2 separate regions of the Homo sapiens genome follow, and region 2 is linked to region 1. A link is a contact called in ENCODE Hi-C or POLR2A ChIA-PET data. All regions are on one chromosome and are shown on one strand. Each heading gives the region's core, a stretch centred on a gene start or an enhancer-like site at or near the end of the contact. The rest is flanking DNA. Distances are from core to core; before and after follow the strand shown.

Region 1 (7,853 bases), core at 2,646-5,145:
TTCACAGGGTGTTCTCCCTGTGTGCGTGTCCATGTCTAGGTTTCCCCTTTTTATAAGCACACCAGCATGTTGAATTAAAGCCCACCCTGATGACCTCATCTCAACTAATTACATCTGCAATGACCCCATGTCCAAATACAGTTTCATTCTAAGGTACTTGAGGTTAGGACTTCGGTATGTGAAACCTGGGGGGACATGACATCCAGCTTCCTCAAGGCAGTCATAAGTTGCCTTGGAGGAGGATAGAATGGCTGGTGATCAAAGTCAACACACTCCATCCCAGGCCAAAAAGGTGAGGCCTGGAGGTGGATTCAGCAGATGGAACTGCTGGGGCCAGAGGCCTGAAGAAGACCCAGTATCATATGAAGAACTGAAGAGAAAACTCTGGGCATAGGGAGGATGAACTAAGCAGGTGAGGAGTGAGATGGGGTTGGAGAGGGAGCTAGGGCCATAGGATGAGGGCTGTGAGGCCACTTGAGCCTTGAATTTAACTCCATATGTTCTGGGAAGCCAGTGGGGGCTTCTGAGCTGGAACTGATGGGACTGGGTATACCTTCTGGGGAGGCCACAGGCTGCTGCATGGGCCAGGGGCTACAGGATGCCCAGCAGGAAGTGGGAAGGTTGTTCAGGCAGCTGCTGTAGGTGTCCCCAGGAGAGACTGTGGTGTCTTGGACCAGGGGGAGCAGTAGGGCAGAGAGAGGGGATGGATCTGGGATGTTTTGGTGACAGCTGTTTAGATTTGCAGTGGGTAAGCACACAGGCCCACATAGATATGGTCATTATTGAAGTTGGGCTGATGGCATCTGCAGACACCCTAGAGCTTTTTAGCTGGTGTTTAAATAGTGGGATGACACCCACAGTGCAGGTGGGCAGATTTCTGTCTGATTTCTAGTGACCATACTTCTCAAATCCCAGATCAGGGATCACTCTTGTGAGATGTCTCAGCTTTGTGCTCGCCAAAATGCAGTGGGAGAGGAAGTAATGTTCCCAAAAGCTGCAAATGTGTCACCTGACACAGCAGAAGGGACTTTGCAGACGTGATTGTGTGAAGGATCTTGAGGGGGGAAGATGGTCTTGGGTGATCTGGGTGGGCCCAGTGTAATCACAGGGACTTTATGAGGGGGACTTGGGTGCGTCCAAGTCAGAAAAGGTGATGTGATGATGGAAGGAGGGAGAGAAGGTGGAGAAAACTTGGGTTTTGCTGCTGCCTTTAAAGATGGACGAAGGGGCCATGAGCCAAGGAACGTGGGCAGCCTCTGGAAGCTGGAAAGGCAAAGGAACAATTCACCGTTAAAGCCTCCGGAAGGAACCAGCGCTGCCAACACCATAATTTTAGCCCAGTGAGGCTGATTTTTGAGCTTTCAGCCTCCAGAGCTGTAGGATAGTACATGTTTTTTTTGTTTTTTTTTTTTTGAGATGGAGTCTTGCTCTGTCACCCAGGCTGGAGTGCAGTGGTGCAATCTTGGCTCACTGCAACCTCCGCCTCCTGGGTTCAAGCGATTCTTCTGCCTCAGCCTCCTGAGTAACTGGGACCACAGGAGCGTGCCACCACGCCCGGCTAATTTTTGTATTTTTAATAGAGACGGGGTTTCACCATGTTGGCCAGGCTGGCCTCCAACTCCTGACCTCGTGATCCGCCTACCTTGGCCTCCCAAAGTGCTGGGATCACAGGCGTGAGCCACCACGCCCCGCCATGTGTGGTTTTAAGCTGCTAACTTGTAGTGGTTTGTAGGAAACTAATAAGGGTAGCGAAAAGGGAGATAATACAAGTCAGTTCACCAAGAAACAGTAAAATGAATCGAGAGATTTTGCAGGGGCCCATGTGTTTCTTGCATCTTGGTCAGTGACAGGTGTCATGGAGAATGGTGGGCAGGTGGGGTTGCAACCTCTTCCTGGAAGAACTTCATCGTGAGTTTCCCAGTGAGAGAGAGACAGAGAACTAAGCCAGTCATGCACCGCTGGATGATTTATTGTTTTTTTGTTTTTTCTCTCTAGACAAACAATATAATTATAGAAGCAGGCATGTGTTAGCCTAAGCTCTTGTCAATCACACCCAAGTTATAGTTTCTTCGGCCTGCAAGCTCCATTGCCACTCCTTATTAGAAAGATCATCTGAGCTGTACTCCTAGGCGGGTAGGTGTGAGGCCTTTATGTTTCAGGTATTGTGTTTCTAGTGAACTCTAATCTGCCTTCCCTGCGCGATGGAGAGGTGGAAATGGAGCGAGAAGGGGAAAGGTGGAAGACAATGGGGAAAGTTCTTATTGTCACAACAGGAGGAAACATCAGCTTAGACCTGGCTCATTCTTTGGGATAGAATAACACTGGTAATAGTTGAGTTTAACCTTCAGTATAGTTGAGTTTAAGCCTAGCTCTGCGTGGTTGGAAAAATGTAATGAATTTGCAGTGTATAAACTGGTCCATTGAGTTTTATTTTAAAAATCTTCTTTAAACATATTTAGCAATTAAAAAAATGTATTTGGAATATATCTGTGACCTGTCTGCATACATTTCAGATTGACCGAAAAGGGTCACCCTTCCTGTCAAAGTTTCAAGATTCCTGTTAAATGCTGACATCCTCACTTTTTTTTTCTCTCCAGTTGATTTTTTTCTTAGATAAGCCATTCTCTAGTTGAGAAGGAAGACTCTGTTTTGTCTTCATGTGCAGAATCCCTTGGCCTTTGTTTGTCACTGAGTTGGGCTCTCCTGTCTGAGTGACGAGGCTGTGTCCCTCAGAGGTCCTTGGACCAGAGCCTTGGGCAAATCTGAGCCCACTTAGGCATCAGACAAATGCTGTGGGTTAGGTGTGATTATCAGCATGTAAAGCACATACAACTCTTATTGATCATCACCCAAGGTATTCTGAGAGCCACGAATTTGTTTAATATCACTGGAAACTGTTTTAGAGCAAGCATTTCAACAGACTTGAATTTCCTTTGGAAAGAAAGTGGAGTAATATGGTTTTCTGGAGGGATTTATTGTTCTTGTTGAGATATTTGAAGGCCCACGTCAGGCCTTATACTCTCCAGGAAATTCTCCAGGAAGGTAGTACCCCACAGTAAAGAGCTGTTGGTCCACAGTGAACCCTGAGCTGGGACTTTCTCCACAACTCACCACCTCACTCTCAGCCTCAAGTTACTCGTTAAAGGCCTTCCCTGGCTGTCTGGTTGGGCCACATGCCTTGCTGGTCACTCACATGACATCCTCACTGTCTTATTGCAATTGGAGTGGCGTAAAACAACCATGGATTATCTCACAGTTCTGTAGGCAGAAACCCAGGCGCGGTGGGCTCAGGGTCTTGCATGTCTGGAATCAAGCTCTCAGAAGGGCTTCGTTCTCTTTTGGAGGCTGTATGCATTTCCCGTGCTGCCGTAATAAAGTGCCACAGCTGGGTGGCTTCAAACAACAGACATTTCTTCTCTCCCAGTTCTGGAGGCTAGAAGTCTGAAGCTAAGGTGTGGGCAGGGCCCTGCTCCCTCTGAAGAAGAGTCCCTTCCTTGCCTCTTCCAGCTTCTGGTGGCTCCAGGCATTGCTTGGTTTGTGGCTGCGTCACTCCATTCTCTGCCTTCACATGGCCTTCCCCTCTGTGTCTGTGTCTTCTCTGCTGTCTCTTATAAGGATGCCTGTAATTGACTTTAGGGCCCATTGTGTAATCCAGGGTGACCTCATTTTGAGATCTCAAACTTAGTTACATCTGTAAACTCTCTTTTTCCAAATAAGGTCACAGTCAGAGTCCAAGGGTTAGGACAGGGATGATCTTTTGGGGAGGAACCATTCAACCCACTCCAGCTGCCTTGCTTGGGGTAGCTACTGTTAAAAACTCTCTACTCAAAGCCTCCCAGGGGTTTTACCAAGAAATCTTATCACACTCATTTTAACATGAGTCATGCCTGAAATAACTGCAGTGTAGAAAAGTAGCATCTTGAGAAACATAATAAAGAATTCTGTTCTGTTCTGTTCTGTGGAAAATGGCTCAGGGCAGTGGTGCAAAACCCAGGTTAATCATCTCCGAGGTTAACTCAAGTAGCACCTCCTAGGATGTTTGCTTTGGAAGGGTTTGCATTTGAGGGTTGAGCTTAAATTGCTTCTTCATCTCCGATGATCACTCCATTGCTTGTTTAAAAGGCATCAATACTCAATCAAGTTAGCTGGAATGGGTTGAATTGTGGCCCCCCAAAAAGCTACGCCCACATCCTAACCCTCGGACTCTGTTTGAAGTTTGGGAGTGAGGAAGGAAAACTTTCTTCCATGTTGGGCTGTTGTAATTTCTATTTTTACTCTGATAGGCCCTGTATAATAAGCCCCTGAAAACTTTGAGACTTACCGTTTACTCATTCCTAATCATGATCTGAAAAACAGACTGTCTTTAGAGAACACAAGAATCAGTTTATAATTTGTGCTTCTACACATTGTTCTCCCACCTGGGAGCAAGGGGGCTTGGCCAGCAGACAGGACTGGTGTGTGTACTCATGACAGGCATAGGAGAAGAGGCAGGTGGCAATCCACGGCTCCTGTATCAGCTTGAATCCTCCACCGAGTGTCTCTTCCTGTTGGTAAACAGAGATAACAGCCTAATCCTGGGGCTGCTGGGAATGACACTGCCACAGCTCTGGGCACCTGTCAGCCAAGGACAGATGGCGACCACTGCCACCCACAGTCTGTCCCAGGGAGAATTTATGGTGAGACTCCTGGGGTCTGGGAACATCCATCCATGGGCTGATGTTGAGGGTATGCCCCACCTGGAGGAATCGTAGAGTCTTTCTGTCAGTAACATCCCCATTGACACCTAGCTAGACCCTGGCCTCTGCTCCCACTCCACCATGTCCATCTCTTACTCCATCATCCTACACCTCAATGATGTCAACATTCCTCTCCCTGCTCCCTCTTGGCCTCAAAGTGTGTCTGGCAAAAAGCAAGTCCAGTCATGACTTTCCTTTGCACAGAGCAGTGAGTGCCATCCCACTCAGAGGCAAAGTCAAGGTGCTCCTGGTGGCCACCTGGCCTCAGTGTACCTGCCTCACCTCTCACCTGCTCGTCCCCATTTACTCCATGCCCACAGCCACACGGCTCCCAGGATCAAGCTGGCCCTACTTCCCCCTAGGCCCTTCCCACTCCCTCTGCGTAGAAGGACCATTTTCCCCCCAGGTAACCACAGAGCTCCCTCTGCACCTTCTCTCCCTGTTTGCTCTAAGATCACCTTTCCACCAAGGCAACCCCTCCACCCGCACCGCCCCCCCAGCTGTCTTTACCCCATAACTCTTAGAGTTTCCTTATCTGTTTCCTCTCTGTCTCCACCTGTAGAGTGGAAGCTCCAGGGAAGAAGGGATTTTTTGGGTTTTATTTTGTATTTGGCAGCTACTTCCCCAGTGCCTACAGTGGTGCCCCATGCTCCATAAGCCTGGGGGAATATTTGTTGAATGAATGAATGAGTGCAAGAAAGAATTAAAAGCAGCATTTGCTAAGTGTCCTGTCAACCCATCTGTTCAGAAATGGCTTTGGCATTTCTGTCTGAAATGAGTCACCTGCTTAGGGGCCTCACGATTCTTTTCTCCTCGCCCACAGAATTTATTTTTTAATGATGAAAGGCTGGATCATTTGAAATCACTGTGGGATGTGTGCTTTTCTAGCCCCGAGTGTGGCGCTGACCATGTAATTTTCCATGCACCAGTTTAAGAAAGCAGTAGATTTCCACCAAGAAAGAGGAAGGAGCTGGCGGCCAAGCCGGGAGTGGTATTTTACTGGGGAAAAACAGGGGTGGCTGATATACAAAGCAATCTGCAGGCTTGGTGCTGACACCATAGCCTTCCAGCGACCAGGTGCAGAAGCTCAATATAGAAAGCTCCAAAACGGAATGTTTATTACCTATTACCTGAGAAGTACACACTTTCAATTTGCCCTGCCCCGAAATGTATTTCTGGGAAAGCAGCCTTATCTCTAGCGTGGCTTGGTAGCAACAGCTCTGCTTAGTGTCATTATCTGGAGAGCAGCTGTCTACACTCACCTTTTAAAAAGGTGCTTCTAACAAACAAGCAATCTAATTTATTAAGCAAGCTGGCTTGGGCTGAGGGAGGAAGGCAGGTGCTTTCATTCAGCTTGCTCACAGGATATTGTTCTTACAGAGCTTCCCACTTGTTTGTTCTTTATTCCCTTCATTTCCCTGCTTAAGAGAGCTGTTTGCCCGGCACGCTGATTTACAGAACAGGGAGTGATCTGGATTTATCTGTGGGTTCACTGGCCTCCCACAGGGCTTATGGATGGTCTCAGTTTCAGCTGCATCACACGCTGCCTGATGAAATTGACAATATTCGGCCAAACACCAACTGCATGTGGTTCAACCTAAGGGTATTTTACATTGAAGGGCAAAGTTACAGATTTCAAAGCAAAAGACCCAAGTTCACATCTGATCACCTGCTAACTGGCTACGTAATCTTGGGAAAGTTCCTTGGTTTCTCTGATCATTCCTGGTCCTCATCTGTAAAACAGTTCAATTAATAGCCAGCTAGGAAGCCATGATGGGAAGCACTTGCGGCTGCTTATATAAAGCACTCAGCACAGTGCCTGGCACGAAGGAAGCTTTCAGTAAGTGGTTGGTGGTGCTTATTTGCGGCCATGGCTTATTGAGACTGGAAGCTGTGGGGACTCCGGTGCACGATGGTGGATGTTCCATGAATGCTGGCAAGAAGAGTGAGCATGGGGTGAGCTGAGAACTCAGAACTTAGCTTCTTAGATGCCTGCTTTGTGTATAGTTTTGCCCTGTCCTAAAGCCCAACGTGCACCGATGTTTTGCATCATTGTTCCTGTTGCATATGTTACTTATCACTCGTCATGAGCTTGTTTATATCCACCCACAGTCAGGGGTTCTCCTCCTCCCTCCTCTGCAGGCAAATCCATGTCTGGCTCTCCAGGCGAAGGGGGTGGGGTGAGTGGTGGACCAGGAGGTCCTGATGGGGTTGGCCTCAGCTTGCCCTGGGCATTCTGCAGCCTATGGCCTCTCCATAGCCACTTTGCCTTTTATCTCTGGCTTCTCCAGGCCTAGAACAGGATCTGGTTTTGTAGGCAGAATCAAATACACAATTTGCAGGGCCCACAGTACAAAAGGAAAATGCAGGACTCCTTGTTCAAAAATCGTTAAGAATTTCAAAATGGCAGCCACTGAGCATTAAACCACGAGCAGGGCCTTCTGAGGGCGCCCGCTGTGGCACTACCTGCAGGTGCCTGTGATGCCAGCCCTGTTGGTAGGCAAGAAATGTTTCTTGAGTTGAGCTAAATAAAAGTTAATTCAATGCACACAGATGCCTGGGTGCTCCCAATGTATCCTGCTGTTTTGCAGCAACATGAGTAAGTGTCAGGCTGAGGGACATGAGTCACTAACGTGACCTGAGCACTCGGCTCGTTGGGTGATGCTCAGCTCTGGCGTGGGTGTGATAGAGCCTCTAGAACATGCCTGTGCTTGGGCACCATCCCAAGAGATTCTAATTTGAGTTGATTGGGTCCACAGTACAAGGCGTTTCTTTTCTCCTCAGCAACAGTGACAGAATCATGGCAAACATGTTATTTTTTTAGCATTATTAATTTCCATTGTGGTAAAGTACACATAATGTAAAATGTTCCAACTTAACCATTTTTACGGAGAGTTCTATGATACTAGGTACATTCACACTGCTGTGCAACGATCCCCACTATCCATCTCCAGGCCTGTTTCTGTCTTGCAAAAGTGAAATTTGCTATGCGTGAAACCCTAACTCCCCATTCCCTACAGCCCCTGGCAAACACCATTCTACTTTCTGTCTCTATGGACTTCATTCCTCCAGGTGCCTCATGTAAGTTGAAATCATACAGTATTTGTCTTTTTGTGA
Region 2 (7,853 bases), core at 3,266-5,765, 42 kb before region 1:
AGCAAGTGCCTTCCAGCATCTGGCAGGGTGATGGCCCAGCCTCGGCACTCCCCCACCCTCCTGCCAATCCCCCTGCCCCCCCGGGCCCCCCGCCTCCCCCCCCCCCCCGCCCGCTTCCTGCTCAAGGCTCTGTGGCTGCTGGCAAGGCCTCTGTAGGGAATAGGTTCAAGAGGAGGCCTGGCGTGGTGTCGGCCCATGGTCCATGCTGGACAGACAGCTTGGCTTACTGCGGTGGCCTTTTTCCTCTTTGTGAGCGTGTGCTGGAGAGAGAAAGGCAAGGGAGGAAGTAGAGGAGGCCGGGTCTGCAGAGCTGAGGAAACCGATGTAAACACTCTGAGAAACAGCCACTCAGCGGGTGTGAGAGTTGGCCTGAATGCCGTGGACAGGGCTCTACGGAGGGGGCTGGAGTGGGAGACCTTCGTCGTCACAGCTCTGCCCCTCACTATGTGACCCAAACAGGGTACACTTCCCAGCTGCCTCAGTCTCCTCATCTGAGGAATGGGCTGATTCACACAATATCACATCCGAGGGTGTGCTGAGGATGTCATACACATATCCCTGGCAAGGCTGCTGGGAGGACAGAGTGAGTGAGCAGGTGCAAGACTATTGTCTCTCTGGTCCGTGCTGTAAAACAGTAGCTGCTAGAGGATTGCAGTGATATTGTCGTTTCCTTAGTAACAGATGTTGCTGTTTGGGAAATTCCTACAGCCAACGGCCAAGCTCCTGGCATTTAATGCTGGTGTCTCCAAAGATTGGTTCTCATCTCTTGAGGGCTTGTTTTTAATGAGGGCACACTCGTGCCCCCAGAGCATGCAGGTTGATGTCACACGCAGCCCTGAATCACACTGTGGTACCGAATCACACTGTGGTACCACGTTTCCCTGACGTAAAGCTAGGAGAGGAACGATGTGACCATCCCAAATGTTCCAGTCACCCTGACCTTTAACCCTGGATTCTAAGAAGGCTCCAGATGTTTTTTGTGGTTAGAGCTCCCAGAAAATGACTCCTTCCTCTATGAGACATTATCTGATGACAAGAAGATTCTGAGCAATGTGGGGGAGTGAGAATATTTTCATAATATCTGCCATTAGAATGACTTAGAAATGGAAGACCCAGGTTCAGAAATTAGGATCCCATGCACACTGTACTCTTGTGAGGAGGTGCAGAAGTTATCTCTTCCCTTGGTAATCCTCTTTCTTAGAACTCGGATATTTATCAACCACCTAACTGGCTGCTTGAAGGATGGACACCTTTTTTTGTTTTGCAAAGAAAGGAAGTTGCAAAAGGTCACAAAGCAACTCCATATCCTTTGGAAATTTTAGAGTGCCAGGCTTCATGTAGATAAACCGAAAACAATTTAAGTCTTTTATGTTGTACTAAGTCAAGAGTTCTTTAGCAGTGGAAGAAGATGGGGTCTTACATGAATGGAAGGGTCTCGGCTATTTGCATTGGTATCAAGAGAAGGACTAGATGCTTGCTCTAAAAGAAAAAGCTGAGGGATGGGGACAGGAAGCGGGGAGCAAATCTGAGACTGAATAAATGTAAATAAAAGAGCTAAGATTGTTGAGCAGGTGCTAGGAGCTGGGTCAGATTTTATTCCCAAGAAATCTTAATTATTCTGCCTCCTCCTAGATAGGGAACGTGTTGCTTACCTTTGCATCCACACCTGGCTCGCACCAACCATGCAACCAATAATTGTTCATCTGATGAAGGTTGTCAAAGGCTTGGACAACCCTTCAGTAACTCTTTAAGGGAAACCACCCACCCATTTCATCTTATCGGCTTGGCTTTCAGTATTTATCATGTCAGTGACTCTTTATCCCAGACCCGAGGTTGATTTTGGTCACCTGGCGGGGTCATTAGAGCCGTGATGTCATCACACACCTGGCCCAGCTGGTTGGGACTGGGGCTTCGATGCTGTATGTGCGACCAGGCTTGTTAGGCTCAGCAGAGAGCTGGCATCCTGGCCACTGGCTGGGGTCAGGGTTTCCCAGCAGGGCGTCTCCTTCCTGGGAACACCCTCTTCTCCCCACCTTTGGTCTCCTCTCCTGCATCTGGCACCCAGAACCTCCCTGGGCCTTCTCTATCCCTCCAACCACCTGCCTGGACTTAGCTGGCTTCCACATTCAGCAAGGAGAGGGGTGAGGGGCTAGAGGGTAGGGCCCGGCCTGGGGTCTTCTGATGCCCCATGCTGTGACTTGGCCCTTGTAGCTGCTGCTCTGCCTCTGGGCCGGATCAGTGGGAGGTGGAGGCCCTGGAAGGAGGTGCAGTGGCTCTAGGGTTCTACTGGCAGCAGCATGAGTCTAGCGCATCATTGTCAAAGGAAATAATTACAGGCCGGAGACGCAGTTCCTTGTGGCCTGATTTGGGCCATGACGTCTCCCAGAAAGCCTCTTCTGAGGTGAGAGATTTTGATAATCCCAAGGGCAACAGGTTTCCTCTTTGCACCTCATTACCATTTTTCTTGGCTTAGAAATGAATGTCAGCCCCGGTCAATGTACATTCTGTGTCATTTAAGAATTACTAATATATGGGTGGAATTACACTAATATGTTCACACTGTGACGTTCCTTCTGGGTTCCATAAGGGATACAAAGGTGATTTGAGCATGCATCTTGTCTTTAAGAACTCTGGCATAGCAGGGATACAAGTGCACACACATGTGTATGCAGACACACACACACGCACACGCTGTATTAGTTCTGCTGCTGCTCTAACAACTTATCACAAACACAGTGGCTTAAAACAATGCAAACTTAGCATCTTACACTCCTGGTGGCTAGCCATCTGACCCAGGTCTCCTGGGTCTAACGTGAAGGTGGCGGCGCTGCTCTCCTTTCTGGAGATTCTGTTCTCCTGTGCTTCCCGGCTTCTTCCTGCCCCTGGGCTGGTGGCCCCTTCGTCTGTCTCTGACCCTTCCATGCTCACACCTCTCCGTGCCCACATCGGGGAAAGGATCCCCACTTTAAAGGCTCGTGTGATTAGATTGGGCTCACCTGGATAGTCCAGAAGAATTTTCCCATCTCAACCTTGATCACATCTGCAAAGTCCCTTTTGCCATGGAAAGTAACATATTCATGGGTTCCAGGGATTAGGAGATGGCCCTATTTTGTCATATTTTGCTGGAGGCGGGGAGGATATTATTCTGCCTACCATAAACATATGTACACACAAATAGTAACAATAAGTGTAAATTTATGTTTGTATATGTATAAACAATTACTATAATACAACATAGATGAGTGACTTATTGGAGCTCCTGCCTGGGGATGTATTCCAGATCTGGGTTGGAGAGGTGGGGCAGTGTGCATAGGGGATGAGTTTGCAAAAGCACGCACTCAATAACAATGAAGTATGGCATATATCTCTATATCATACCTTCATATCTATCAATCATCTATCTACCTATTTTTATTTTATTTTATGTATTTTTTTTTTTTTTTTTAGTGACAGGGTTTCAATCTGCAGTGGCAACATCTCTGCAACCCTGAACTCCTGGGCTCAAGCGATCCCCCTGCTGCAGCATCCGGAGTAGCCAGGACTATAAGCACACGCCACCACACCCAGCTAATTCTTAATTTTTAAAGGTTTTTGGTACAGACAGGAATCTGTGTTTTCAGTGTTACTCATAAGAAGTCATAGTTGAGAAACAGTGACTGCTCTGTGGGCGCTTGGGAGTTGGAAAGTCTTGGAGAGGAGGGTCCTTGGAGGATGTGAAGCTGGGCATCCAAGGATGGGAGGGTTTTGCAGATGGGAGGTCAGGCTAGGTAGGAAAAGACATCACAGGCAGGTACGAGGATCCCTGAGTCTGTCAGTCAGGTTGCAGGTGGGGGCTTTATAAGGAGCAGGTAACTGGCAAATCACGGAGGTCAGGGCCCCTGCAAAGGGTGTAGGCCTGGGGCAGCGTTCAGAGATGCAGAGCAGAGCAGGACACGGAAATACCCAGGACTGTCCGAGGAGCAGAGCACAGCAGCAGCAGAGATGGGGTGGTTGGTGGGTGTGGGGAGGACTCAGCCCTGCTGTGGGCACAAAGGTGGGGATGGAGGAGGGTGGGCACCAAGGCTGGTCCTGAGGCAGTAGAGGGTGGGTGGGTCCCTTCCAGAAATGTCCAGCACGGGGCATCCTTATCCAATCCCACATCAGTAGGCTCAGCGCCACCCTGGACTCATTGGAAATGCAGATTCTCAGGCCCTGCCCAGCCCTCCTGAATCAGAAATGCTGGGGAGGTGCCCCAACATCTGTGTTCTCACAGGCCCCAGGGGATTTTGTGGCGCTCAAGTTGTGGAGCCACTGTCCTATTGTGTTTTCCTCCCTCCCAGTCACTCCTCTTCCTTCTCCTGAGCTTGTCCTCCCCAGTGGTGGTCAAGGCTGGGTCTCCATGTGTCTCACACTCAGCTGTCTTCCCATTGTGACAGGCCATGGTGAGCCTCTGTGGCTTCTGAGAAGTCACCCAGATGACTCAAAGTTAAATCACCTGCTTTGCAGCAGAGCCAGGGGGCGGTGGGGGCATCACTCTTTGACAACAGGAAGGGCTGTTAAACAAAGGCTGGTGGCCAGGAGTTCCCCTACTTCCCAAGAGTTCGAGGAAATAACTTCCTTGCAGTGTCAGGGATTCAGGGAGAGGAAACAGACTCCCTTCTAGCGTGTGATGTCAACACAGGAGTGACAATGGGCTTCCCACCTCCAATGTCCCTAAAGCGGGTGCTCATCCACTGCGACCCTGTCTCAGGGTGGGGAAATGGACAGGTGGCTTCGTGCAGCCCTGCACCCTTCCAAGCATCTTGTCAGCTCCATTCCTGTCTGGAATATTCCAAGAGGACCTTATAAGATTGAGAATGAGGGTCTCCTTATAAATGTAAACCTCACTCAGGCTGCAGCAGAAACCTACGGGGAGGCCAAATAAACTGGGGGCTCTGTGGATTGTATGTCCCCCCGGCTTGTCGAGGTGAGGAACAGTTTCACTCCTGGGCTGTGCCACCCGGTGCCGAGGGTGAGCTGGGCCAGGAATGTAACAATGATGGGACGAGAATAGGGAAACAAAGCTGAGTTTCTGTAGAAAGTGTTATCTATGAGGTCTTTCACTTTATTTTCTAATTTGCAAAGATACTTCTGATTTTCCTGCTGTCAGCCATCAATATCTTCCTCAGATGTTCTTTTTCCAGCTCGAGAGAACAAAGGGCATTTGAGGCAAAGATTGAACCTAGGAACAGAGAGGAATGTATGGTGCATGATCTGCCTGGGCCTGAGTAGACGGACCTCAGCACAGTGGTGGAGACTGGGTTGTGGGCACAGACAGCAGAAGATGGATAAGGACAAGGGTCTCTGGGTTGGCTGCTGGCTCCACCACTTAGCTGCGTGTCATCCCTGGTGAGAGATTGGACAGGAGAGAATGAGGTTGTCCATGTCTCCAGGACCCATCCCCATCTGAAACCACTGTCTCCTGTGGCTGTGACACAGGCAGCCTCCCTGGCCTGTCCCTGCTCTGATGGGAAGACTTGGTGCAAAAAGGGGTGCAGGCTCCTGATGTTTTTTAAGTGAACTTAAAAAAAATCATGGTAAAATACCTAACATAAAATTTACCATTTTAGCCCTTTTTAAGTGTACAATTCAGTGGCACTAAAGACATTCATACTATTGCCTAACTACCACCATTATCCATCTCCAGAACTTTTTTTTATCTTGCAGAACTGAAACTCTGTACCCATGACACACCAACCCCCTCCCTCCCTTCTCCTCTCATCTCCTGGTAACCACGATTCCATTTTCCGTCTCTATGATTTGATTATTCTCAGTAACTCATGTAAATGGAATTATACAGTATTTGTCCTTTTGTGTCTGGCTTATTTCATTTAGCATAATATCCTCAAGGTTCATCTATGTTGCAGCATGAGTCAGAAGTTCATTTCTTTTTAAGGCTGAATAATATTTCATTACATGTATGTACCACATTTTATTCATCTATCGATGGACATTTGGGTTGTTTCTACTTTTTGGCTATTGTGAATAATGAACACTGTTGTGCAAATATCTGTTCAAGTCTTTGCTTTCAATTTTCTAATGTAGATATCCAGAAGTGGAATCGCTGTATGATGTAGTAATTCCATGTTTAATTTTTCAAGGAATTACCATGCCACAGACACTGTACCACTTTATATTCCTACTAGCAATGCACAAGTGTTCGGATGTTTCCAAATCCTTGACAACGCTTCTTCTTTTCTTTCTTTCTTTTTAAAAAATATTTGGTATCCTATCCTGTACATAGGAATGGGCAAAGATTTTATGACAAAGACACCAAAAGCAATCGCAACAAAAGCAAAAGTTGACAGATGGGATCTAATTAAACCTAAGAGCCTCTGCACAGCAAAAGAAACTATCAACAGAGTAAACAGACAACCTACAGAATGAGAGAAAATATTTGCAAACTATGCATCTGACAAAGGTCTAATATCCAGCACCTATAAGGAATTTAAACAGATTTACAGAAGAAAAACAACCCCCTTAAAAATTGGGCAAAGGACATGAACAGACACTTCTCAAAAGAAGACATACATGCGGCCAACAAGCATATGAAAAAAAGCACAACATCACTGATCACTAGAGAAATGCAAATCAAAACCACAGTGAGATCCCATTTCACACCAGTCAGAATGGCTATGATTAAAAAGTAAAAAAAATTAATAACAGATGCTGGCACGGTTGCAGAGAAAAGGGAACTCCTATGCTCTGTTGGTGAGAGTGCAAATTAGTTCAACCATTGTAAAAAGCAATACGGCGATTCCTCAAAGAGCTAAAAACAGAACTACCATTCGACCCAGCAATCCCATTACTGGGTATATACCCAGAGGAATATAAATCATTCTACCTTAAAGACACGTGCACACGAATGTTCACTGCAGCACTGTTCACATGGAATACTGTTCACATGCACACATAGCAAACACATGGAATCAACCTAAATGCCCATTAATGACAGATTGGATAAAGAAAATGTGGTACATATACACCATGCAATACTACGCAGCTATATAAAAGAATAAGATCATGTCTTTTGTGGGAACATGGATGGAGCTAGAGGCTATTATTCTTAGCAAACTAACACAGGAACAGAAAACCAAATACCACATGTTCTCACTTATAAGTGGGAAGTAAATGATACGAACTCATGAACACAGAAGGAAATGACAGGCGCTGGGGTCTACTTGAGGGTGGAGGGTGGGAGGAAGGAGAAGCAGAAGAGATAACTATTGGGTACTGGGCTTCATATCTGGGTGATGAAATAATCTGTACAACAGACCCCCATGACACACCAGTTTATTTATGTAACAAACCTCCACAGGTACCCCCGAACCTAAAATAAAAGTTTTTTTTTTTTTTTAAAGAAAGGAATGGAAAAAAAGAAACCCACTAGGTATCCTGATGGTTGAAAAGCGGTAGTAAATCGTGGTTTTGCTTTGCATTTCCCTAATGGTTAGTGATGTTGCAGGTCTTTTCAGGTCCTTACGGGCCATCTGTATGCCTTCTTTGGAGAGACATCTGTTCAAGTCCTTTGTCCATTTTTGAGGCTGGCCTCTGATTTTAGTTCCAGATGCAAGACTGGCTAGTTGAGCCAAAAGATCCCAGTTTCCTTTAATTTTTTTTTCTTTTTAACTTTTACTTTGAGATGAAGCCACTTGTTCCTGTAACTGGCTGGACGAAGTTATGCTTAGACAAAGATGTTTCTGCAGTGTGAGTGAATGGCAGGCTACTATAGTTCTGTCTCTGTGGGGATGGGGGCATTCAGCTATTGCGTTTCATTGCCTCCCAGGTGTACCCACAGAGACTATGATTTGCTTTAGCCAATGCCTCCCCCCTTG

What was found. Hi-C counts contacts between places; a loop is a spot of excess contacts on that map. ChIA-PET counts read pairs that join two places held with the same protein, here RNA polymerase II (POLR2A). Pooled maps may share reads with other maps.
Region 2: a pooled map shows a loop between it and region 1 (3-fold over the local background). The contact joins two enhancer-like sites. A Hi-C loop is called at or near these places in 4 of 168 maps with a recorded cell type or tissue (Calu3, PC-3, mammary epithelial cell and 1 more) and 3 of 50 pooled maps. POLR2A ChIA-PET finds 5 or more read pairs at or near these places in 5 of 52 experiments (H1, HEK293T, HepG2 and 2 more).

The regions. Positions count from the first base shown.
Region 1 is chr21:38,955,178-38,963,030 of GRCh38, reverse strand. No RefSeq gene overlaps it. Among named protein-coding and RNA genes, the nearest start is that of LINC01700, 19 kb to the left of the region's middle. Within about 2 kb of position 3,895, at least 12 of the 41 ENCODE cell types and tissues checked have a DNase peak (open chromatin) inside an H3K27ac peak, as active enhancers do.
Region 2 is chr21:38,997,318-39,005,170 of GRCh38, reverse strand. LINC02940 (long intergenic non-protein coding RNA 2940) reads left to right here. Exons shown (of 7, transcript XR_007067867.1): 4 at 3,448-7,853. Among named protein-coding and RNA genes, the nearest start is that of LINC02940, 18 kb to the left of the region's middle. Within about 2 kb of position 4,515, at least 5 of the 41 ENCODE cell types and tissues checked have a DNase peak (open chromatin) inside an H3K27ac peak, as active enhancers do.